Regions from separate parts of the Homo sapiens genome. Here region 2 is linked to region 1. Evidence: chromatin loops called from intact Hi-C (ENCODE). Cell type or tissue: A673. All regions are shown on one strand. Links, peaks and the distances in the headings refer to the core of each region. The heading gives the core; the rest is flanking DNA. Region 1 overlaps LINC00907 (long intergenic non-protein coding RNA 907). Region 2 overlaps LINC00907 (long intergenic non-protein coding RNA 907).

Region 1 (12,820 bases), core at 2,697-10,696:
GCCATTTTTTAAGATTTTTTTTTTTCTCTTGCATCTTGCAGTGATAAAAAAGTTATTTAGAGTCATCCTGGAATGAGTATAAAGATAAGTGGTTCATGTCTCATTCACTTAAAAACAAAGAAAACAGTTCTAATGAAAACTCAAAAATGAAGCATCAGCAGGAAGAAGAGTTAAAAAAAAAGATGCAATTTTCTTCTGTGAAGCCTCTCATCTACTTTAAATGTAGCTCTTTTAATTATTTCCTTTAGGCAAAAATACCCAATTAGGTAAAATCATGAATTAGCCAATGTTTGAAAATATTTTGAAGAGGAAGAAAACAACAGCTCACCAATGAATGACATTATTATTTCTATTTCCCCATTTTTTGTTTTGCAACTAGAAATTCAGGAATTAATTTATGTCACCAATTCAAAATTTCATCTCCAGTAGAAATGATTTAAGGGGAAACAAAGAATCCATTTGAAGTAGCCTCATCATTTGTGTTCACTTTTTGAATTAGCCTTTGTATGTTTACAGTCTCTTTGGATGATTGGTGACTAATACGTAAAAAATGGCTAAACAATGATGTTTCTTCAGAAAAGGACATTAAGGAGTTTTGTGAGACAAAAAGACACAAATATTGGCCGGGCGCAGTGGCTCCAGCCTGGGCGACAGACTGGGACTCCGTTTCAAAAAAGAAAAAAAAAAAAAAACGACACAAATATCACTGGATGATGACTTAGGTCTTAGTGAATACCTGTACTATAGATAACATCTGATCTGAAGTCTTTCTCTCTCTCTTTAATTCTAAGTGAAGTGTGACGGAAGAGGGCACATTTTAGTAGCCATTTATGGAGAGGCATCCAGTAAAAAAGTATCATCTAGAGGAAAGATGGAATTTTAGCTGTTTAGCCTAGAAAATGTAAGACAGATGAAGACAGAACTGATAGCCATCATCCAACCTTTGACAAATTATTATGTTAGTGAGAGTCAGATGTGTGGTTTTGAAAACCAAAGGTTGGAAGTTACTGAAGAATATCCTGACAATTAGAGCTGTCCGACAGTGGGACTGCTGCTTGATGAAGTAGGAAGTTCCTCTTCGATGAAGTGTTCAGACACAGGCTGGAAGACCATCTGGCAGGCTGTCATTTGCTGGGTCTGTCTCCACCACCAATTACAGTGTGTGGAAAGGGCAGGGCTGCGCGCTTCACTCTAACTGCAGGCTCTCAAATTTTGCATTTGAAATGGAACTTCATCTAGGATGGGGATGGTAAGGGCCTGATACAATGAACTCTCACGGTTTCTTTTCATCACTAAGATTTTTCTCTTTCCAAGGATATTGGGAAAGGATAAAATCAGAGAGTTCTAAAAGAAATTTTAAAATCTTTGGAAAATAATTTAGTAGAGAGAAAATAATTATCGCACCTTAATTTTCAGAGACACAATACTTTTAGGAACACACAAAGCTGGTTAACATTGTCTTTGTTTTTTTCTGAGTTGAGTTTCTCTCTCTCTCTCCCAATTTTACCTTTTGTCACACCCATAGATTCCTGCCTAAAGACCATCTCACCAGGTCTGTCCAAGAACCAGATGACTCCAAATTCTGCTTTCCTTAAAGTAGAATTCCTTAAAGATAGAACCCCAAGATTTTAATTCATGGTTATTAAATTAAACATGAATCTAGGTACCACTGTGAAAAAACAGTGCCTGTAGTCCTTATAATTAGTAAATTGTGTTTAACCTTTCAGGATTTTTTTTTTCTCAAAAAGAGGACCCAGGCTGGGCTTGGTGGCTCACGCCTGTAATCCCAGCACTTTGGGAAGTCGAGGTGGGCGGATCATGAGGTCAGAGATAGAGACCATCCTGTCTAACACGGTGAAACCACATCTTTACTAAAAATACAAAAAAAATTAGCTGGGCATGGTGGCACGTGCCTGTAGTCCCAGCTACTCGGGAGGCTGAGGCAGGAGAATCGCTTGAACCCCAGAGGCGGAGGTTGCAGTGAGCCGAGATGGTGCCTCTGCATTCCATCTTGGGCCCGTTAGGCTAGTCTGCCATAAAAAGGAATAAAATAATGTATTTTGCAGCTACTTGGATGGATCTTGGAGCTGGAGGCCATTATTCTTAGTGAAGTAACTCAGGAATGAAAAATCAAATATTATATGTTCACACTTATAACTGGGAGCTAAGCTATGAGGATACGAAGGCATAAGAATAATGTAATGGACTTTGGGGACTTGGGGGGAAAGGGTGGGAGGGGGATGAGGGATAAAAGACTACATATTGGGTACAGTGTACACTGCTTGGGTGACAGGTACACCAAAATTCCAGAAATCACTACTAAATAACTTATCCATGTAATAAAAACCACCTGCACCCCAAAAACTATTGAAAAAAAAATAAGTAATTTTTTAAAAAGAGAATCCAGTAGGCAAAATGATGTTTCTATTGATGGAGGGCACAGGGCTGATATTTTGAGAGGTGGAAACTTCCTGGCACTTCTTGCTTACTCAAGTTTCCATGGATCCAAGGCCACACCTTGGCATCCCTCACAAGCTCACATACCATCCTCACCTCTGCCACGTGGGTACATGGGCACACACAAACACAAGCACATTACGAAAAAGCAAAGCTTCTGGACACCATACTCTCAAAGCCTACTGAGGACCTAGTTTGATAAAGTAAATAGACTTATGTACATAATGGTTCCCTGTGTAAGTCTATAGCCATACCACCTTCAATGCACTTCACCTCATCAGATCTTGGAAGCTAAGCAGAATCAGGCCTAGTTAGTAATTGAATGGCAGATTAAAATAGTCAAATAAATACCACATGGAGATAGCCTCAAATGAACTTACATTCTTATTTTATAAAAATAAGCCACCGTGACTTTTCATTATGTTTCTTCTTTATCCAATTTAAAGACTTGATGTGAAATCTTAATAGAATTTGACAGCTCCAACATTTTAATCAAAATTAGTAGCAAACAATAAATGTTTATAGATTTCTATATATTGTATTTATTCGGTGAAGGAAGAGGACACTTTTGGGTACAGGCCACAATTCTACTCTCTTAAGATTTTTAGTATACTGATGTAGGTGATGCTATATTTTATGGAACATGAAATAATCATACTTTATTAAAATGTTTGTCAAAAATTGATCATTTCAAAAAAAAAAAAACTGGCAGAGTAAAATGTAAATCCTGTTAACCTAGTGCCTTATGGTAGTAATACTTCATTGGGTAACTTTCCACTATTCTTGGTCAAGATGAATAGTAAATTCAGCAAGTTTGGTTTTTAACAAGGTTTTTGGGAATGCAGGCCTTTGCTTGTTAAAAGATAGTCACAATCCAAGGCAGGATTAAGTGCCCTTAGGTGCACAGACAATAAGAACCTGGAAGAACATTGATGGAATACATTAATATGAATAAGAATAAAGTTCCCTGAGGAGTTTATGTCCAGAAAGACATTGGAGAGTCAGTGAAGAATCCAAGTCATTCCAGTGGCATAAGGAAAGAGGAGAGACATTGAATGTGTACATGAGTTGGGAGAACATTAGGAGACTAGCCTGGTCAGAGTAATGTTTGCAGGTTGGTGGATCTCCTGTATAGCCTGAATCATTTTCTATGTTCAAGAGGCTGTGTCCTGTGTGGTAGCACTGCCCATCTATCTCTAGACTCCTCTGTCCCATGCTAATCCTGAATATCACTGCTAATATGTATACACAGATGAGATCTGATTAAAATAAACTAGAGAAGCCTCAAAGGAGAGATGCAGTCACAAAAGAGCTATCACATCAGGGGTTATGTGAAGAGGAAGAGGGAAAGGGAGTGTTCTTGCTAACCCCTGGCTTGCAGGAGTGTTTCTGATGATGGTGCAGCTACGTTTGAGCCTTTGACTCACTGTATATACAGAACACTTCACTTAGGCTGCAACGTCTGTGTCCTTTTTACCTGAAATACTGCAACCCACCCAACCGTAACACTAATAGCTGTGAAATATGGTGACAACATCAGAGTGATTCCTGCCTCATACCACAGGCAAGTTGACCTTAAGCAGGGGGGCAAAGGTTTCTGCCCACAGAATAGGAATAGTCGAAAGGCCAGATTAAGCCGTAAACATTGAACATTTCTGTCACAAGAAACTAGGATGATCTCTTGCAGCTTCCTATTCTACCTGAGGTGCCATCGTTGGTATTAAACAATAAGAGATTAGGCTCTTGTCAGGCAAACTAATGAATTTTAGATTGATTTCTGTCTTCTGCAATGCTAGCGACATTTTTGACAGCTGTGATTTATAGGGCTTTCATTGGGTCTATTCATGAAAGGAGTTGTTTATTTTGGTTGATGGGAAAGCTTCTAATGTTCCCAGTGGGAAATGCTGAGGGCCAAGATGATGGCCATCTTGAAGGAGCTCTCTGACTATCTAGGGCAGGCCTCTTATAAATTTGTAATCAAGAGCTCAGAGAACTAATGAGGGCAGGTTGGCTTGGAAATTGTTTTGGCGACATTTGACCAGTGAAATGCTCCTGGAAAATATATGTCTGCTGCTCAGCTGCAGAGCCGTAAGGGTAAAAATTCTACTTTGTGTGTCATTTTACTTGCTTTTTTTCTTTTTTTGAAATGCCATAGCTGGTATTTGCAGAATGCAACAGGAATTTTAGTTCCACAAAGTGGTGGTGGAGAAACAATGTAATTCAAAGATTTAAACTGGGGTCTTTTGTTTGTTTGTTTTTTGTAAGCCTTCTGTAGCTCATTGTAGAATATTTTTCTATCAGGAATAATTTGAAACTTTGCAAGTGTGATGGATATTGTGGTGGACCTCCCAGAGTTCCCTTCAGGACCAAGACACTCATTTCTATAAAGAGCTAGTGGGAATGATAACTCTTGCTAGCTCACAGATAGGTCTCTTTCTCGAAATTGCCCTCTGCTGAAGGGAACTGACTTGCCAAATATTACATCCCCCTCTACGTCAGTTTGCATTCAATGACGGGTCGAGACTAGGTTGAAAGGCTCCTTTTCTCACTTCAGGATTTTTCTGTTGGGTCATTCCAACACCAAGCTCCCTATAGGGTGAGCTGGAGCCTCTGTTGCAAGTGTATCATGGTGCAACTGCTTTCTCTCCCCAGCTTTTTTTTCTCTCACTCCTTCATGGATGTTGTTTTTAAGAGCACTTGTCAATCAACTTCCATAATGCAAATCTCAAAGTAGAATCTGTTTCCCAGGAACCCAGCCTGCAACCAGGAGGTAAGGTTGAGAGAGGTGGCCATGATTGAAGAAAAGTGAGCAGGGGTTGACCACAAATAGGATTTCAGGGATGAGAAAGGAGAATATTGAGGATGTAGCAGAGCTTCCAAAGCTGGAGACCTTGGGGGATGAGAGGAACCCTACTTTTGTTTGCCTTTTGAGGCTTATAGCTCAAGCAGGTTGCAGGGAAAAAACAGCCCCATATCACCTTTCCCAGGGGAGAAATATCAGGGAACACCTGACATTTAAGAGGTAGACTGTGCCTATAATATAAAATAGGGAAGAGAATGAGGTCACGGTTGATAATAAGGGAAGAAGCAGAATACACATAACGAATCTTATATATCAAATCTTTTGATAATATTTCTGAACAGTGGAGAAATTTGGAAAGATAGAATGTATGATTAGGGTGGGATCACTTAAAAATATATACAGCATCTACCAGGACATATACATGACAAGAAAAGATATGACATGCTCCGAAGTCACCAGAACCAGCTCTGATGGTTAATACTGAGTGTCCACTTGATTGGAATGAAGGATACAAAGTATTGATCCTGGGTGTGTCTGTGAGGGTGTTGCTCATGGGGATTAACATTTAAGTCAGTGGGATGGGAAAGGCAGACCCACACTTAACCTGGGTGGACACCATCGAATCAGCTGCCAGCACAGCAAGAATATAAGCAGACAGAAAAATGTGAAAGGAGAAACTGGTCTAGCCTCCCAGTCTAGATCTTTCTGCCATGCTGGATGCTTCCTGCCCCCGAACATTGGACTCCAAGTTCTTCAGTTTTGGAGCTCGGACTGGCTGTCCTTGCTCCTAAGCTTGCAGATGGCCTATTGTGGAACCTTATGATTATGTGAATTAGTACTTAATAAACTCCCCCTTGTATACATATATATATATATATATTCCGTTAGTTCTGTCCCTCTAGAGGACCCTGACTAATACACCAGCAATAAAACTAACAGGTTGACTGCATGCATTTTTGTATGTATTCTGGCAGTGATCACCAGCTAGTGCAGGCAATGGCAGCTCTCATGAACCAGGAGCCAGCCTTCTTTAAGACCAAAGGGACATTTTTCATGTCTTTTGTATACATTAAAGAAGTGGCAATTTGTATTAGGACCCTTCTCCCCAAGGAATTCCTGGAAATTCCACATTTGTTACTTTTTCCCTCTAAATATGATAGGTCTTGATTTTATTTCTTCTATCTGCCTGAGCTCAGCATAATGTAGCTATTTTATTTTCATTTCTCTTTCTCCCTGTAATATTAAAAAGATCATAATTACAAGATGTCAACAAAAAACTCAGCAGCAGGAAAAATCTCAGGAGTATAGAACAACAATCTATTGAAATGCCTTCTCCCAAAACAAGTAGCCAACAAAAATAGTGGCTATCATTTATTTAATAGTTGGAAAGTAATTTTCTTTATAACAAAGTGTTGGACTTTCATTTGTAAAGGGATAGGGAGTACATATGTTTATCCAGGCTAGGTCTCACAGATGAACCAACTAGGGTGACCCCTGGTGGGTAAGTTGAAGACCTCTGAAGAGGTTGCTTGTCTGCCAAGTCAGAAATCAAGCAACCTCCATAAGTTAGAATAATAAGACCCAGACTTCTCTCCTTCTGATGTGTCTGATGGGGGCCCACAGTAGGATGAACTTGCTTTTGTCACTAAGTGGCTCCCTGGAATACTCTGGTAAGTAACTTTTTCACTGAGGCAGTCAGGAACAGCAAGATTTTAATGAGCAACTTGGCCAAGGCTTCTCAAACTGTAATGTACATATGAATCACCTGAGGGGCTTGTTAAAATGTAGGCTCTGATGAGGTCAGCCTAAGCCTGAGAGTCTGTAGTTCTAACAAGTTCCCGGGTAATACCAATGCTACTGGTCCACAAGAGATACTTTGCTAGGCCACAAGCAAAATAAGTGAGTAAGCAATAAAGGGCTGCTTGTTCTGTGACAGACATCTTAGAAATAATTGGCTCACTTTATCACATTTCAGTAGATTGGTTTATTAGATTACTCAGCTGTAATCTAAGGGCGATATGTAATTATAATCTAAGTATGTAACGTGTAATCTCAGGAAAATGTGTAATGTAAGGACAATGGTGGAGAGTGGGTAATTTGAAATTCCTTTCTGTGTCTTCCTGATTCACAGGAGATTTTCTGTAAGATGGGCACCCTGTGCAGGCCAGGCTGGGCACAGCAGGAGGCATGATCAATGAATGCATTCAGGTTTCTACACCCCTCTTTAGGGAAGAGGCAGAAAGACAAATGCAGCTTATTTTCTCCAGCTCAGTATCTCTTTGTGTAACATGCAGGAGGGAGAATGTGAAGGATAGAAAATATTAAGTGGGGCAGAATATGCTAAAGTAGGTCAAGGGAGAAAATGAAATAGAGTATTTTTTCTATTCTCAGAAAATGCTGTTAAAATTAGAACTGCCACAGATCACAAGATCAGTGTTGTAAACATTTTTTTTCCAGGCAAAAAAACTCTCAGCTACCAAAACTTCGATTATTAGGTAAGGATTTGAACAAAGATGTGTGTCATGTACTGTGCAAGATGTGTGTGGTGTTGGTTTGGGAGCAGAGGGTGCCTATGTCTTTGGCCAGGCCATGTCCTTGGTAAAATGTACATGTAGTCAAACTGTGTCCAGCAGCTGCACTTTCTCTAACTCCTCTCTTTCTTCACACTCTTTCACACATGTCTGTTTCTCTTTGTTTAAATTAATTCACACTAAGATGTTAATGACATTACATATTACCTTTCATAAGAGTGTTTATATTTATCTTACTTTCTAAAATTAGAAAGCAATTTACGTTTGCTGTGGTATTGTTAGTATTCTGAGGTAATACTTATTCCAAAGTACTAGATTAGATTAGATTTTATGGCATGTTGATTCTGCTGGTCTGAAAATCCTTTCTTCCTAGCACTATAAAATCATTACTTGTGCCCTTCCACATGAAGGGCTTTCTTGCCTACACACACACACACACACGTGCGCGCACACACACACACACACAAAGCCCCACCTTGTTTCTTAATGGATCATAAAAAAAGATTCTATAAAATTCTGGGCTGGCCCTTCCTTCCTTCCTTCCTTCCTTCCTTCCTTCCTTCCTTCCGTCCTTCCTTCCTCTCTCTCTTTCTCTCTTTTCCTTCCTTCCTCTCTCTCTCTTTCTCTCTCTCTCTCTCCTTTTCTTTCTCTGACAGCATCTTGCTCTGTCATCCAGAATGAAGTGCAGTGGCATCGTGATCATAGCTTACTGCAGCCTCCAACTTCTGGCCTCATATGATCTTCCCACCTCAGCCTCCCAACGTGCTAGGATTATAAGCATCAGCCACCACACCCAGCTCTGGAATCCATATTTTAAAAGGCAGTTTTATTATATCAGGTCTGACTCTGCCCATTTGCTTTCCTCTTATTGTCCTGTGGGTTCCTCCCACGCCTTTCAGGAAGCCTGACAGCCGGACAGGTGGGACATGTCTCATTAGACTCAGAGTTTGCATTTCAATGAGGAGAGGATATAGTAAAGTTCAGTATACAATACACCAACAACAATAATTCCTGCAAATGAGATGGTCAGGGAGCAGTATATCCACCATCAGGTTCTCTGTCTAATCTGTTTTTATGTTTAGTCTTTGTCTCATTTCCTTATAAATGAATACAGGTGATATCACCATGATTTTTTCATACTGAATCTGGAGACTGAAATCTCGAGTGGGTCTGACTGAACTTTAAATCTTCCTGATGAAGCTTGGGGAGGGATAGCAGGACTGGAAGATCAACTGGGGCTGAGGAACCCTGTTAGGCTTAGAAATTGAGAATATGTTGTTTGTGGGACCAGGTTCCAGGTTCCTAGATGAGTAAGCAAAAATTAAATCATCAGCAGTAACAACACAAGAGATTTACTGTGGAATCAGGTACGTTCTGATGGGCCCTCTATTGCTCAGAAGATAGATACACCCCAGTAATTGGATAGCTCAGCTGGAAACATCTTAAGAGAAAAGTGCTCCTTGTCTCATGCAGTTCTGAGTAGCAGAAGGATGGTCCCAGTAGGAAAATGCATCTCTTGACTACACTTTGCACAGGTGTGAACATTACCCACTGGTGAGTAATGTCAGGTGAAAATGGCTCTGTTGTCACTGAGCGTCCCAGATGGAAGTCTTGAGCCCCTTTCACACTCTGGCTTTTGAAAAATATTTTTCTCTGAAAGACATTTTATTTTTTAATAAATGAAGAGCTATGAGTCATCCTGCTTTAGAACTGGAAGAGAAAATTTACTTCTGCTATAATTAAACAATAATTATTATTCTTTCCTCTGAGGGAGAACTCTGGGAGATAAACAACTCCCAGATAAATAAGGCTTAGAGAACATGGGCCAAGGCTTCTGTTGATTCACAATATATTTATCTCTCTCTTCCTCCCAAATAAAAAATAATGATAGTAATTATTTTTAAAAATGTTTCCCTTTTTTAATCATTTAAAATTGCTGTTTTCCAGTCTACTCAAGCAGTAATTGCTTTTGTGGCCCTGGTGTAACTTGTGGAGAGGATAGGGATAGAATGAGCAGTTGAGAAAATCTACTCCCTAGGCAGCAACTCCAAGGCACCAATTAGTATGAGCTGACCTTTAACTTGGTGAATAGTAGGAGGCAAGAGGACTTGACCAGGGTATGAAAACCTGGGTTTTGCCACTTCTTACCTGTGCATAGATTTGGTGGCAAGTCATTTAATTTCTTGGAGGATTGTTACTCTTTTAACAAATGGTTATAATTCTTAATTTATCTACCTCACTCTGTTTATCTTAAATGACTATATATATATATACATAAAAATTACTGTAAAGTATACAAATTAGGGTGGTCATGGAACTTTGAGATTAAAAGCATTCTACAGGCCAGGCGCCGTGGCTCATGCCTGTAATCCCAGCACTTTGGGAGGCTGAGGCGGGCGGATCACAAGGTCAGGAGATGGAGATCAACCTGGCTAACATGGTGAAACCCTGTCTCTAATAAAAATACAAAAAATTAGCCGGGCGTAGTGGCGGGCGCTTGTAGTCCCGGCTACTCCGGAGGCTGAGGCAGGAGAATGGCGTGAACTCGGGAGGCGGAGCTTGTGGTGAGCTGAGATAGTAGCGCCACTGCACTCCAGCCTGGGGGACAGAGTGAGACTCCATCTCAAAAAAAAAAAAAAGCATTTTACAAAGAGAATGCTGGCCCTAAGTATTTTCGCATTTTCCAGTTTCCTTAAGTTGGAAGCAAAGCAAACCAGCCCTGGAATTCCTTCCTGAAGAAATTTGGAAGTGACATTTGTGGGGATACATAGATAAGGAGTCATCTAAAATTAAAAAGGATTCTTGAAGTTTTCATGGCACATACAGTGCTGTCAGCTCTTTCTCAAGGGTGGGGACTGAAAGGAGCTACATCACATTTGGGTAAAAAATGGAGTAAACTGCCAAGGCCTTCATTAGAGCATAAGGTAGTATATTGTAGTTATTAAGCAGGTGCCTGGAGGGGTCAGTCAATCCACGGCTTACTCATTACCTGGGGATAATATTAAAATATCTACCTAATATCCTATGAATAAAATGAGATCGTCCAAGTAAAGTACATAGGAAATTGCCAGGCACATAAAATATACTTAATAAATGGTTTATAGGGATGGCTCTATTAATTTTACAGAGAGTACATTTCTGACTTCATAGTATAATTTGAGGAGCATTGAAAAACCTGTTGATCCAAGTATTTCCCTTTTCAATATTTCTCAGTGCTTTCCCCTACTCTTTTCATATTCGAAATCTTCTCATTCCATGAGAACTAGCTATGATTTAACTTCCTAAGGTCAGGTACTGTGCTTCTTTTGCTTACCACTGTGCACCCAAGCCCTTCAAGGTGCACTTGACAAATATTCCTGCTGAGTAGATGTATGTTAGTAACTTCATGGAAGCTGTAATCCATGTGTTCCAATCTCTGAGTGATGCCAGAGTTAAAGAAGGGTCTAATTCCAAAATAATGGCAAAATAATAATATATTTATTTGCATTTCTTCAACAAATGGAAAAGGATACTGCTATGGACTGAATGTTTATGTCCCCCCAAAATGTATATGTTAAAGCCCTAAGTGATGGTTTGGGGAGATGGGTCCTGTGGGAGGTAATTAGGTCACGAGGGTGAACCCTCCTGAAGGGATTAGTGTCCCTATAAGAAAAGGAAGAGAGCAAACCCCCTCTCCCTGCTCTCTGCCATTTGAGAAACAAAAAGATGGTCATCTGTTTGCAGCAGGCCTTCACCAGACATTGCATCTGCCAGCACATTGATTTTGGAATTTCCAGCCTCCAGAAGTCTGAGAAATTAACGTTTGTTTTGTAAGCTACTCAGTCTACGGTATTCTATAGTAGTAACCTGAACTGGTTAAGATGGATACAAAGTTTACAAAATACTTCTTAAAACGTTACTTTTTTTTTTTTTTTTCCTCAATTAGCTTCTCTCACAAAAGACAGCAACTCTTATATCTTTTGCGGATTTTTCAAATCAGGCTTTCTTCATTCCTAATCCAATGTATCTTTATCTATGTCTCTTTCTTTCCCATTCTGTACCATAAACCCTGGAAGAGCTTGCCTGGTAAGACAGAACCCTCATTATAGGTCATGAGAGGTTAAAAAAAAAAAAAAGAAAGAAAAAGAAAAATCTCAGTGCAAAGCCAAATCTTCCTTAATCTTCCTTTAGTTGACAGTGAGGGAAAGCTGGAGACATTTATATGACAATGTATTGTTGTTGATTTTGTTAACTGAACAGTTTTTTAATTAAAAATTAATTTTTAATTGAAAAAAACACTTAACTCTTTTCTTATACCCAGAAGCAATTGACATATGTGAAAAGTCCTTGAAAATTAATCATTCACTGCTTTTTGACAGATCTATTTTTGTCTTTACATGTTACTTAGATTTTTTATTTTACTTAACATTTGTCCATTATGTCTTTTCTGCCCAATTAATAGATTTTTAAGAAAATTTATGTATAATACCTAGCATGATATTTTATACATAACAAGTGTTTAGAAATATTTGTGGAGATACTTTGAAAGACCTAGTTATAAAACAAATTTTATCTAAGAGGGATTTTATTCTGAGCCATTACTAGCCATTATACTGATAAATTATTTTATTATATAAATGCAAGGTGTTTAAGAAGGGATGCTTGAGGCTGAGGACATGGGGTAATAAAAACAAAACAGGGTGAGGCAAGTTAGGGAGTGTGGCTGGGAGTTGAGAGATCACTGGGTTAGAACTTGCCAGAAAGAAGGAAGATAATGCCAGTAAAGAAAAGAGAGAGGCCCATTAGAGTAATATAAAGTCTTTTAGATTGTATTACTGTTCCATACAATTTTCTCCTTCCCTCTTCTTGGTGAGCAGATTATAATTTCCCACTCCACTGGCTTTTTCATATGGCTTACTTTGGCCAATGAAATGTGAATAAAAAGGATATGTTTTGCTTCCAGGCAAATCTTCAAGAGACATTAAGGGATTCCTCTATTGGTCTTTTCTCTTTGCTATGAGACTGGGCTGATCCATATGGGGCCTGTTCC
Region 2 (12,820 bases), core at 2,317-10,316, 53 kb after region 1:
TGAGAGTACCTAAATACCAAAAGCACGAGGCAGATGGATACTTCTTTAGAAAATGTTTATTTCTGGCAGGACATGGTGGCTCATGCCTGTAATTCCAGCACTCTGGAAGGCGGAGGAGAGATGACTTCTTGATGCCAGGAGTTCAAGACCAGCCTAAGCAACAGAGCAAGACCCTTTCTCTAAAAAAAAAAAAAAAAGGCTAGAATGGTGGGGCATGCCTGTAAATTCCAGCTATTTAGGCGGCTGAGGCAGGAGAATGCTTGAGCTCAGGAGTTCAAGATGACAATGAGCTATGAGGATACCTCAGCACCCCCAGCTTGGGCAACAGAGCAACACCCTCTCTACAAACAAATTAAAAAATTAGCCTGGTGTGGTGACATGCACCTGTAGTCCTAGCTACTTGGGTGGGATAATTGCTTGAGTTCAGGAGTTTGAGATGACAGTGAGCTTCAATCACACCACTACATGCCAGCCTGGGCGACAGAGAGACCCTGTCTGCAGGACAAAACAAAACAAAAAAACAAATAACAACAACAACAACAACAAAAGGAAAATGTGTGTTTCTGCTCCTTTACCTAGAAAAGAGCAACAGAGGTTGGGGGAGGAGGTAGTGGCAGGTCACATGTTATTCTAATTCTCGAATTGAAAGATGAAGTCTTCCTTGTGGAATCTCTCATTTTAGATGATGTAACAGGCATATCTGAGCAGGTTCTTTGGGACTCACTCTCAAGGGGAGAAGCTGTCTCTTGTGGAGTTCTGTGTAGGGGGTTACTGGAAAATTTTATCCCTTCAGCTAAGTGTTGAATGCTGTAAAAGAGATAACTAGGAGCTGGAATGATAACTCCCAGTTGTCAAACCCTTACCAAAGGTATTTCTTTCCTATATCTGCAGCCTCTTCATCCTTATTAAGGATGTGTCCTTCGATTTGACAGGTTGTTTATATATTTGATCTCATAGACAATTTTGTTTTTTGGTCTTATCTCAGTTTAACATTTTATTTAACACCTTCCTGTGTCATTATCTTGTTAGTTTATAGAGGGAACCTTTATTTCAGACACATACACACCCATACTCATATATAATAAACAGATTCTATTAATACAAGTTATTTTCCACCTAACAATTTACACACATTACTCCATACTCAAAAATGTTATTTCTACTGCATACCTCACCCAGCAGTGGTGTCCTTAAAATATGCAATGATTGAAAAAGTGGAAGTCTAAACAATTTGAAGATTTTTCTACAAAGTCTCCAAACTGTTGTAAAAATACATTAAAATAATTTATTTATTTGTTTGTTTATTTTTTGAGACAGAATATCACTGTCTCACCCAGGCTGGAGTGCAGTGGTACAATCTTGGCTCACTGCAACCTCTGCTTTGTGGGCTGAAGTGATCCTTGCAACTTAGCCTCTTAAGTAGCTGGGATCACAAATATGTGCCACCACACCCGGCTATTTTTTTGTATTTATGTAGAGTCGGGGTTTTGCCATGTTGTCCAGGCTAGTCTCGAGCTCCCTAGCTCAAAGCGATCCACTCACCTCGGCCGCCCAAATTGCTGGGATTACAGGTGTGAGCCACCATGCAGGCCAAAAGTAATTTATATTTTGATATGCTCTTTTGTAGTTTACATGCATTACTTATGTGTGTGTTATATTGACTGTTTTCTCTGAAAAATCAGTGTGAGAGGCAGGAATAAGGAAATTGAGTTTTGGAGAAATTGAATAGCTGGTCTATGTTCTCATAATTTGAAATTGACTAGTATCCCCAGCTTCTGATTCTCAGTCCATCTATTTATCCTATCACATCTCCTCTACACTCTTTCAGGTATGTACTGTCAATATGTAATCAAAGTCAGTTTGGGGACATAACGTAAAGGCCAGGAAAGAAACCATGTAGACCCCTATTACTATCTTTTTTCAATATCTGCTTATATACCAGTGTACTCTTTTATTTTCCTTTAAAAAAAGTTCAGTATCTTATGACTCTTATGCTTGACACATACAAAACAATAAAGATTTTAATGAATAAATATATGAATTACAAATTAGACTTCTTAGAAGAGGTGACAGGTGAATGGAGAGATTAGAGTAACTATTAGACCAGTAAAAAAGCAGTATTGTCCCCCATGTGTTATCTCTTGATACCCAATCTATTCGTTCTCTGCCAGATAACAAGCTCAAGAAAGCACTGCCAGACCTCCTAAGGGAATGACTCTTATACACACATCCCTGTGTTCAAGTTATAACACATCTGCCCCAGAAAACTTATGTGACCTGCAGATCCTGGGAGAGCTAAATTTTTTGACATGTGGATCTAAAAAAGCCCTTTACAATTTATTCCACCATGAAACGAACAGTAGATATGAATTCAGAATTTGGACTCTGGCCCAGTTTGTCACATTAAAATATTTTAAAAATTGCCTGGGCATGCTGGCTCATGCCTGTAATCCCAGAACTTTGGGAGGCCAAGACAGGCAGATCACTTGAGCCCAGGAGTAAAAGACCAGCCTAGACAACATGGAGAAACCCCATTAGCCAGGCATGGTGCTGTGTGCCTGTAGTTCCAGCTACTCCAGAGGCTGAAGAGGGAGGATCGCTTGAGCCGGGGAGGCAGAGGTTGCAGTGAGCTGTGACTGCACAACTGCACTCCAGCCTGGGTGACAGAATGAGACCCTGTCTCAAAAAAATAAAAAAAATAAATAAATAAAAGCTAAACAATTAAATTAATATATAAGTAGATATTCATTGTAAAATGTTTCAAGCTATAGATAGATACACACAATAAAATAGTAAAAGGCTTCTCCCTGTTTAAGAAATACCTTATAATATTTCATAGTATAGATGAAATATGACCTACACCATTGTACTTGCCATCATTTTTCTTATGTGGCAAACAATGGAGTAATAGACATTCTTATATATTTGTCTTTGTGTACATTCATAATTATTTTTATAGGACGGATTTCTAGAAGCAGAAGTTCAGGGTCAAAGAATATGTCTGTGAGTAATTTTGATAAAGAATACTAAATTTCCTCCTAAAAAAACTGTATCCCTTTAAAATGTCACTCATTTCTCACACTCTTTTCAACACTGGATTTTGTCTTTAAAATCTTTAAAATTTCTATCAATGTAGCCTAGTCTTCCACAGTAATTTTTCCCAAGACCTTAAACAATCTTTTTGTTTTATCTTGTTAAAAGATTCTGTAAAATGGGCTCATAAATTCTACTTCAGGAGAGTTGTGAAGCTCCAAAAGGGAATCACTGTGTCCTGTCATTGTTGCATATTCTCATGAAAACCCTGGGAAAAATTGCATTTACCAATGCAGCCTAAAGCACTGTTTTTAAACATTAAGAGATAAAATTCTTCCTCATCCAAAACTGTTCATGGGGAATAAATTGCATAGTTTTTCAGAAGTACAAAGGTGTAAACCAAAAATGAAATTCTAGGGCCACCCCCACAAACAATTGAATGGACTGCTTTCCTCAGCCAATGGCATTCCAAAGTTAACCTGAAACACAAGTTCAGGCCATGGTGGGAATGGGTGGTCAGACATGCCTCATTATGCCCTGCACCTTTTGAATTCAGAAACAACTCGTCAGCATTAACATTAAAACAGACCTTAAGATTATCTATTCTCTCTGAAGCTTGTTACCTGGAGGCGTCATCCACATAATAAAAACTTCGGTCGCTACAACCCCTTAGCTTAACGCAGGCACTCCTTTCTATTAATTCGAGGTCTTTATATAAACTCTTTCAACCAACTCCTAATCAGATTTTTTTTTTTTTTTTTTGAGACAGAGTCTTGCTCTGTCGCCCAGGCTGGAGTGTAGTGGAATGATCTCAGTTCACTGCAACCTTCACCCCTCTGGGTTAAAGCTATTCTTGTGCTTCAGCCTCCCAGAAAATTTTTGAATCCACCTATGACCTGGAACCCTCCCACTGACTCCTTGCCTGGCTTCAAGTTGTTCCTTTATTCTGGATGGAACCAATGTACATATTACATATACTGATTGATGTCATATGTCTCCCTAAAATATATAAAACCAAGCTATCACTTGAACACCCTGAGCACATGAACTCAGGACCTTCTATGACTGTGACAGGGGCATGTCCTAAACTTTGGCAAAATGAACTAAATTGATTGAGATCTGTCTTGGATACTTTTGGTTTACAGACCGCTTACATGACTCCATACATGCAATCATCAAATATGGCATAGTGGAGCATGAGGCGGGGCTACAGAACCCATTCAAATTTACTCAGGTTTCTTGGGTGTCCTGCGAATGGGCTCACATTTTCCCTCTGGATTTTTTCAAAGCACTAATGCTGTGAGAGTTCTTCATAGGACCATACGGTCCTCTTTGCAGAATGTAAGAGTAGACTAAAAATACTGATGCTAGATAAATGTTTCCACTTCTTATCTGAAAATATTGACATTATATGACCATAGTCAAAAGCAGGGCACCATTACTTGCTCTAAAATTTAATTTAGGAGACTGTAACCGCCCAATGGGTTTACCTTGCCCACTGCCTAGACAGAGCTGGTTTATCAAGACAGAGAAATTGCAATAGAGAGAGAGCTCATGCAGAGCTGCCTATATGAGAGATCAGAGTTATATTATTACTCAAATCAGTCTCCTTGAAAACTCTAGGATTGGGGGTTTTCAGGATAATTTGGCAGATAGGGGCCGATGAGTCGAGAGTACTGATTGGTCGAGTGGGATATAAAATCACAGGGAACCAAAGCTGTCCTCCTGCTCTGAGTGAATTCCTGGGTCGGGGGCATGAGACCAGATGAGCCAATTTATCAACCTGGGTGGTGCCAGCTGATCCATCAAGTGCAGGGTCTGCGAAATATCTCAAGCACTGATCTTAGGTTTTGTAATAGTGATGTTATTCCCACGAGCAATTTGGGGAAGGTCATAATCTCATAACCCCCAGCTGCATGACTCCTACACCATAATTTCTACTGTTGTGGCTAATTTGTTAGTCCTACAAAGGCAGTATAGTCCCCAGGCAAGAAGGAGGTTTGTTTTGGGAAAGGGTTGTTATTGTCTTTGTTTTAAACTATGAACTATAAACTAAGTTCCTCCCAAAGTTAGTTAGGCCTACACCCAGGAATGAGCAAGGACAGCTTGGAGGTGAGAAGAAAGATAGAGTTAGTTAGGTCAGATCTCTTTCAGTGTCATAATTTTCTCAGTTATAATTTTGCAATGGCAGTTTCAAGACTCCCATGCTACAAAGAATCCTGGCATTCTGCCTCCTCATAGCAAAGGAAGCAGGAAAATAGCTGTTGAAGTACATTTTTAGACTGAATGTGCCAATATTTTAGAGTTTCCGCAGAGGAAATTTTCTAGCAGTGACCTTTGATGTGACACCATGACTCTGACTCTAGCCCATTCTTTGACTGGAATGGACCCAAGGAATACCCTCCCTTTTTGCCTATTGAAGAGGCTAAGCAGGAGATGGGTGCTTTTCATGTTAGCCAGTCAAGAGATATTTATAGAGGTCTGCTTTGTGACCAATCCTGTGCTACATGGGGTTGCGGAGAATAGTCTCTGTCCCAGACTATTTTGCACAAAACAATTGGCAAACAGTTTAACATTTTGCTAGAATGGCTGATAGGTCAGAGTTGTTTTTTGCATCTCCGCCTGACATTCCCATTGCTACCACTCTGGTTTAGGTGTTGTATTTTCTTAAGTCCGTGGACATCATTTGCTGTTTTCTTTTACTTAAAAATATATATTGCTACAATTTTAGTCTTTATGTAACTTCTGTTCAAAAGCCTTCGAAGGCTACCCATTTGCCCAGAGTTTAAATCCAAATGTTTAATACTTTTTATTTAAGGTGTGAAGGGAAAATGTGGGGGCCCCAAAATTACTAAGCTAAAGGGAAAAGTCAAGCTGGGAACTGCTCAGGACAAACTTGCCTCCCATTTTCTTCAAAGTCATCCCTGAGATAGATGCATCTCTGATTGCCTCCTTGGAAGGACTTAGCAGAAACTCAAAGGAAGGCAACCACTTGTCTCTCACCTACCTGTGACCTGGAAGTCCCCTTCTTGCTTTGAGTTGTTCCCACCTTTCTGGATGGAACCAATGTACTTCTTACATATACTGATTGATGTCTCATTTCTCCCTAAAATGTATTAAACCAAGCTGAGCCCCGACCACCTTGGGCACATGTCATCAGGACTGCCTGAGGCTGTGTCATGGGTGTGCATCCTCAACCTTGGCAAAATAAACTCTAAATTAACTGAGACTGTCTCAGATGTTCAGGGTTCACAAAGGGTATACCTTACCTGATTCTCACCATGCTTTCTAGCCTTCACTACCTTTGTCCTCAAGTTTGCTCAGTCTACCTATTTTGTTTACTCACAGTTCTGCCAACATGCCACCAACTTCCCTCAGTAGCATTGCTCATTTTTGTGAAGAGTCCTCACGTCAAGGCTTGTCAAAACTATTGTCACCTCCAGGAAGTCTTTCTTGATTATTTACAACAGCAATTCTACCTCCTATTTCTAAATTCCTATGGCCTTTGGTTTGCAAGTCTCATGATACTTAACATCCTTTTTCCTTGGGTAGGTGTTACAGGCTCTGGAATGGGGTAAATACCCGAAGGGCAGAGATAAAGTGTTCTTTGTATCTTCTTTCTCATAGCAGAGATTGGTAAATAAATTTATTAATGATATAAAAATATAGAAATTCAGAGAAGAAGGCTATCAGTGTAAGCTGAGGTAATTAGCGGAGCAGTAAACATGAACATAAATTTTTCAGGATTCCCCACAGGGTCAGCCACCAGTCTCTGTAGGGCTTCTCTGAAGGCATCTGAAGTCTTTCCTAAGTATTTTTGGAGACAAGTGTAGCCAAAATACTACAGCCACCTAAACTCAGCAGTTGATATTACAGGATACTGCATGAGATCTATTTGCAATTTGTTTGAGGCCACAGCACAGCTGCATAACATTTTATGGGCCCATTTTATACAGTGGGGTTTCTCATTTTCAAATAGACCCATTAAAACTCTTATTAAGCTATTAAGTGTCTACAGGGTGATTTCGTGGCTGTAATTACAAATGCTCTCTTCATGGCAGACACTTAGGCAGAAGACCACTCACTCCCACCTTCACAGAGCACATTTTGCTTTTACCTTCTTCCCAAATGTAGCTGCCTGTTTCAATTTTGCCTTTTTCAGGGGGAAAAAATTTCAAAATGTTTACTATTTTTAAAGAAGAAAGTCAACTTGCTCAAAGGAAACTTGGAACTCATATGAACTCTTGAAACATTTCTCTTCTTTAGCACACCAGTTTCAGAGGGGTGACTGTGGACTTCCTTTGTACTCGAAGGCAGGCATTTTTCCAGAATATCACAATGCTACTACAACAGGTTCCTCTCTGTATTGACCCAATAGCAGGAGCAGAGGGCAAGTCAAGGACCATGGCAGTTTCCAGATGAGCCTCTGGATGCTGTCCATTCCAAGTCATGTGGGGACAGATTGCTAGTACATTTCAAGCCCACTCCTGCCTCAGAGACTTTGTACTTATTTGTCTTTCTACCTAGAGTACTCTTTGCCTAGTATCTGTGTAATATACTTCCTATTTTGTTCTCTTCTCTGAGGTGAAATGACTTTACAGCAAGGGCTTTACTGACTACCCAAAATAGATTAGCATTCTACTTCCTATCCCGTTGCTACTTCCAGAATTCCATACCAGATTCCATTTATTCTGCTTAATTTATCTTCACAGCACTTTCTACAATCTAACTTGATACATATTTACTTATTTACTTTTATACTGTCTTTCTCCATCCATTAGAAGTTAAGCTCCTGGAGGGCACGTTCTTTGTTTTAAATTGAAGTATTCCTAGGGTTTAGAACAATGCCTGACACGTTAGGCACTAAATAAATGTGCATTGAATTTTTAAAAATTATTCTTTAAAGCTCAAGAAAATAATTTAATTCTAGTGACCAAAAACATCTTAGAAATGATTGAGGGCAACCCTCTCCCTTTACAGAGGGAGAAACTGAAGACCATATTGGTGTAATGACCTGCAGGGTGACTTGGTGATCAGTTGTAAAGCTGGGACCCAGCTTAGCTTGTCTGATTTCCAGACCATGCCCTTCAAGCACAGGGCCATCTCAACTCCAAATGAGGTGATTTCTCACATTTTAAATGTTTCAGCAAGAAAAAGAAAGAAAAGAAAAAAGACTAGACTTCTTTTGAAAGAACAGAATCAAGTTGGGTCTCAGGGGATTTGGTCATTTGCCAGGGCAAGGAGCAAGTCCCACATGATTGAGAACCCAAAGATAAACCTTCTGTATCTACTCTGCGTATTTAACATATACATTGTCGTTGTTGTAACCAAAGCAATTGAGCAAGTAAGAAACATACTGAGAAATCAATATCCCTTGCCACTTAATAACAACATATCATTTTGTAAAGTAGCATGCCACAGCATGGTGGCAGCTGATGCCATTTGTTCTTCATGGTGACATTCTGTAAGGTATAAGAACTCATTATGCCTAGTTAGCAGATGTTCTCAGAGTTGCTTCAAACTGGTTAATAGAAGAGTTTGCCAAGAAACACCCTGTTTTGGAAAGATTATTGGGATCTACTCAAATAAAGACATTGTGATGTTTTACTGTAATTATCATGTGACTCATTTTCTTTGGCGCTGGCATCAAATTCACCCAGACCCCATCAGCCCTGACAATGCTGTGTCTCTGTGATGCTTGTGACCATGGGAATGCCTGCAGACATCTCCTCCTTCTTTGTGGTTCTGGGAGCCATTCTGTGCCTCTAAGGTCCTCTTTCTTTTTTCTCACCAATACACATATTTTCTGTCCTTCGCAATTCTATTAAACCTCACATTTGATGGTTGTTTTCTTAAAATTCCTTTACTTGGTTCCTGCATTCCTCATTCCTTCCCAGCACAATCCATAGTAATGGCATTCCTATTACATTCCTCTCCATGCTTAGTCATGAATGTTCTTTTGCCATATCAGCATCTACCGTACATTGAGAGGAAAGAAAGAGAAAAAAGTGTCCTTGTCTTCAAAGGAGTTTGGAAATTTCTTGAGAGGGAAGTCTAACCTCATGAATCAATGAAAGGGCAATTAATGGCAAATTGTGTAGCACTGACAAGATGCCATGCATAGGGGGGCCTGCAGTATAGTGGAGAAGAAAAAACATTTTGGCATCTAAATCTGAATTTAAACTTTTTTTCTCTTACTTACTAGCTGTACAACGTTGGACAAGTAACTTAATCCAAGATATTAATTTAAGAAAAAGCACAATTTCTACTTTACCTGATTGCTGTGGAGTCTAAGGAGGCAAAATATGGGATGTATGTGGCACAGTGCAAGGCCCAGAGATCTTTGCTGCTATTGTGCCTGTAGTTAAATCGCAGGTCCCCCCAAAACAGGAGCCCCCAAATTTTGTCCAATTCTTGTTACGATTGGATATGACATGGGGAATCTGATTAAAAAGAAAATGGCTGCTGATCAAGAAAAATTTAAAAGGCACTGGTGGAACAGGAATAATACAGGGTGGTTGCAGGAGAATAGAGAATTCCTGACTGGATTCAGTGGTTTGTGCCTGTAATCCCAGCACTTTGGGAGACTGAGGCAGGCAGTTCATTTGAGCTCAGGAATTTGAGACTAGCCTGGACAACAATGGAAAACTCCATCTCTACAAAGTACAAAACTTAGCCGGGTGTAGTGGCATGTACCTGTAGTCCCAGATACTCAGGATGCTGAGGTGGGAGGATGACTTAAGTCTGGGAGTTCAAGGCTGCATTGAGGTGTGGACCTACCTGGGTTAAGACTGACTGAACCCAACATGGCACTGGATTTGAGCTAGGTTTCACCTAGGATCTCATTAGATGTTCATTAACATACTAAATCACACACATACCAGCACCATGACAGTTCCAGGAACATCCATATTTGGTGTAAAAATGGGTGGCACCACAGTTCCAGGAAACCTCCACCTTCTTCAAGGAATTTTCATCAATATTCCACCCCTTGGTAAAAGAAACCCATAAAGGTAGCAGCTCCAAAGCCTCTTGGGCGTGACTCTCTCTTGAGTATGCCCACACTCCACTTTATTGAGTATGTACTTTTCCCTTCGCAATAAATCTCTATAGTTTCACTGTTTTTCAACTGGTCCTTGAATTCATTCTTGCAACGGTATCAAGAGCCTGGACAGCAGCTGGGGTTGAGGTCCCACTGGTGTTTGGGGACCTCCAAGTGATACCCAGGTAGTGATACCTGCCCACTGGTGTCACTGAGACATCTCATGTGCCTACCAAAGTTTTCTGCCATGTGACTTCTGAAAACACACCTTAGTTATTGACTCCTTTGATCTAAGCGCTTGCCTCTTTTTGAGGGTCTTCTCTTCAAATGTGCATGAATGAGAGACTCTTCTAATAACAATATAGTTGGATCTGTTCACAGCTTGAGGCTTGTTCCTGCAAAGTATTGGAAGAGGAAGATGGGAGTAGGAGGATTCAGAAAAGCAAGGAAAAGAAAGTCACCCCTGGTTAAAACAGTCCCTCTCTTCTTAATTCACAGTTTTGTTCAAAACTCTCCCAGCATATATGAATTTTTTGGAGAGCCACATGTCCTGCTTTATGCCTTTTTAGTAGGGTGAGCAAGAAAAGAAATACTTAAGTACATTTGGGGGTGTGAATGCTTTAATACAGGAACACTTATTGTTTAAAGTAATTTGTTTCCTTAGAAAAGGTTTAGTAGTTTTTCTGAGTTTCAGAAATGTCAGCCTTGCTCAAATGGAATCTGTAATTGAGACAAGACACAATCACTCCCAAATATTTACTGGGAGTTTGCCTCAGAAAATAACTGCCTAATATCACTGCAAGATGTGCAAACAATACAAAGCAAATTGGATTTCCTCCCGATGAAGGTGTGGATGTAATGCAGCATGAAGAATGATGGGGCTCAATCTAGTGTAAAACCAGCACCAGCAAAAGGGCCTGGTGATTTGTTACCAGGCAAAAATCCTGTCTATCCTGATGATTAAATTAAAATGAGGTCCTACATTGTCACTGTTGGTGAAATGACTTATCTGCCTGCTCCTATCATTCTCTGCACAGTGCTTGTATGTGGGATGGACATGGAATGAAGTGTTTGAAAAGAAAGACATGAGCACATTTTTCTCCCAGCATTGAAGTTTCATTGCGAATCTCTCAACAACGTGGAATGCTCCTGTTGGAACCAAAAGCCCGATTATCATCTCTAGAAAACTGGAATAAAAGAAGAGTTCAAATCACAAGGCCCTTCCAAACATCCCCTCTCTCCCTTGCTTGTGCTCTCTTCTTTCCAATTTTTTATCTTCATCAACACTTAATACTGGGGGCAAGAAGGTTCTTGGCTGGGCACACAATGCTATGGGAACTTAAAAACAAATGGACTAGCTGCAGGTTTAAATAATGCTACAGTCCTTAGACACTGTATATTATTCATAGCTCGTTGAACTCTATTATCTCATGTGTTCCTCTCAGTGGCTCTGTGAATTACCCAGGACAGGAAAGAAATGATAGAGTGTGAAGATAGAAGAGTCAGTAGAGGTCAGAACCCTTCCCCAGCCCCTCAGCTTTTTTTTTTTTTTTTTTTTTTTTTGAGATGAAGTCTGGCTATGTCACTCTGAAGTGTCGTGGTGCGATCTGGGCTCACTGCAACCTCCGCCCCCTGGGTTACAGCGATTCTCCTGCCTCAGCCTCCCGAGTAGCTGGGACTACAGGTGCACATCACTACGCCCAGCTAAATTTTGTATTTTTTAGTAAAGATGGGGTTTTACCATACTGGCCAGGCTGGTCTCAAACTCCTGAACTCGTGATCTGCCTGCCTCAGCCTCCTAAAGTGCTGGGATTACAGGTGTGAGCCACCATGCCCAGCCCCACTCTGCCCTTCTTATTGAGGAACCTGAGACAGAGAAGGAAAGTAACCTGCCAGAGTCACAGACGGGACCAGAAATCACATTGCCCAACCCTCAGCGCAGGTTTTTATAACTGAAAACTGATGAAAAGGCAAGCAAGAAAACAGGCAGACAACATATGTATGTAAATAAATTATGTTGATTCGTGGTTAATTAGGCAGGGAGAAAGGGGCCTTCAGAATCTCAGGCAAGGAAGATAAAAGAAGCTTTATATTTTGAAAAAATTAACAGGGGATGTTAATCCACACAGCCCTCCCACTCCCCTGCTGTAGAGGGGAAAAAATAGCATTTCATCCTTCTGCATTTTTAAATGTCTATCCCAAATTGTGGAAAGGAAAAAAATGCATAGGAAATGTGGGAGGAAGTGGGAGAAGGGCTTACTAAATGCCCAGTGACCAGGCATCCACAAAGTTACTGGGTAACTGAGGACTGACATGATGCTCTGAGAACTGTATTTGAGGTAGGTGAAGGCTTGGCTTTCTGGCTCTCCTAAGAGTTTTTCTGAGACTCTCTGATTTCTCCTGTCTATGATCACTTTTCAGTGCAGCTTCCAGGAACTCATGGGAGACAGCACATATTACATGGAAAACTATGAAGTTTGCAGTACAAAGAATTGGATTCTAATCTTACTGGACATTTACTAGCCCTATAATCTTGAGCAAGTTATGGTCCCATTTTGCCTCACTTTTGTCATCTGTAAATTTTGGAGGGTAATACCTTCCTCACTGGGTAGCTTTGAGGAATGCATGAGCTAGATCTGTGTAGTGGGTGTTGTATTTTCAGCTTGCCTAGAACTTTTAAACACCCTCACTATGCATGGGGAATGTGTCGCCTTAATAATCCCTTCTCTCATAGGAGCTAGGAAT

The links. Peaks named below come from ENCODE experiments on the same cell type or tissue, not always from the same donor. Only the 100,000 strongest peaks of a DNase experiment are listed, where the experiment ranks them.
Region 2: a loop joins it to region 1, with 5 times the contacts of the local background. A loop is called at or near these places in 3 of 110 quality-filtered maps.

What each region holds. Positions count from the first base shown.
Region 1 is chr18:42,267,892-42,280,711 of GRCh38, forward strand. All of the region lies in intron 3 of LINC00907 (long intergenic non-protein coding RNA 907), which reads left to right. It also overlaps the pseudogene RNA5SP454. Among named protein-coding and RNA genes, the nearest start is that of LINC00907, 88 kb to the left of the region's middle. In A673, for the core only: a CTCF peak has its summit at 6,753 (motif pointing left); DNase peaks (open chromatin) are centred at 6,770, 7,440, 8,250, 8,390 and 1 weaker place; H3K27ac peaks cover 4,619 bases.
Region 2 is chr18:42,321,655-42,334,474 of GRCh38, forward strand. The region is part of intron 3 of LINC00907 (long intergenic non-protein coding RNA 907); the gene reads left to right. Among named protein-coding and RNA genes, the nearest start is that of LINC00907, 140 kb to the left of the region's middle. In A673, for the core only: no CTCF peak of the experiment used is centred there; no DNase peak of the experiment used is centred there.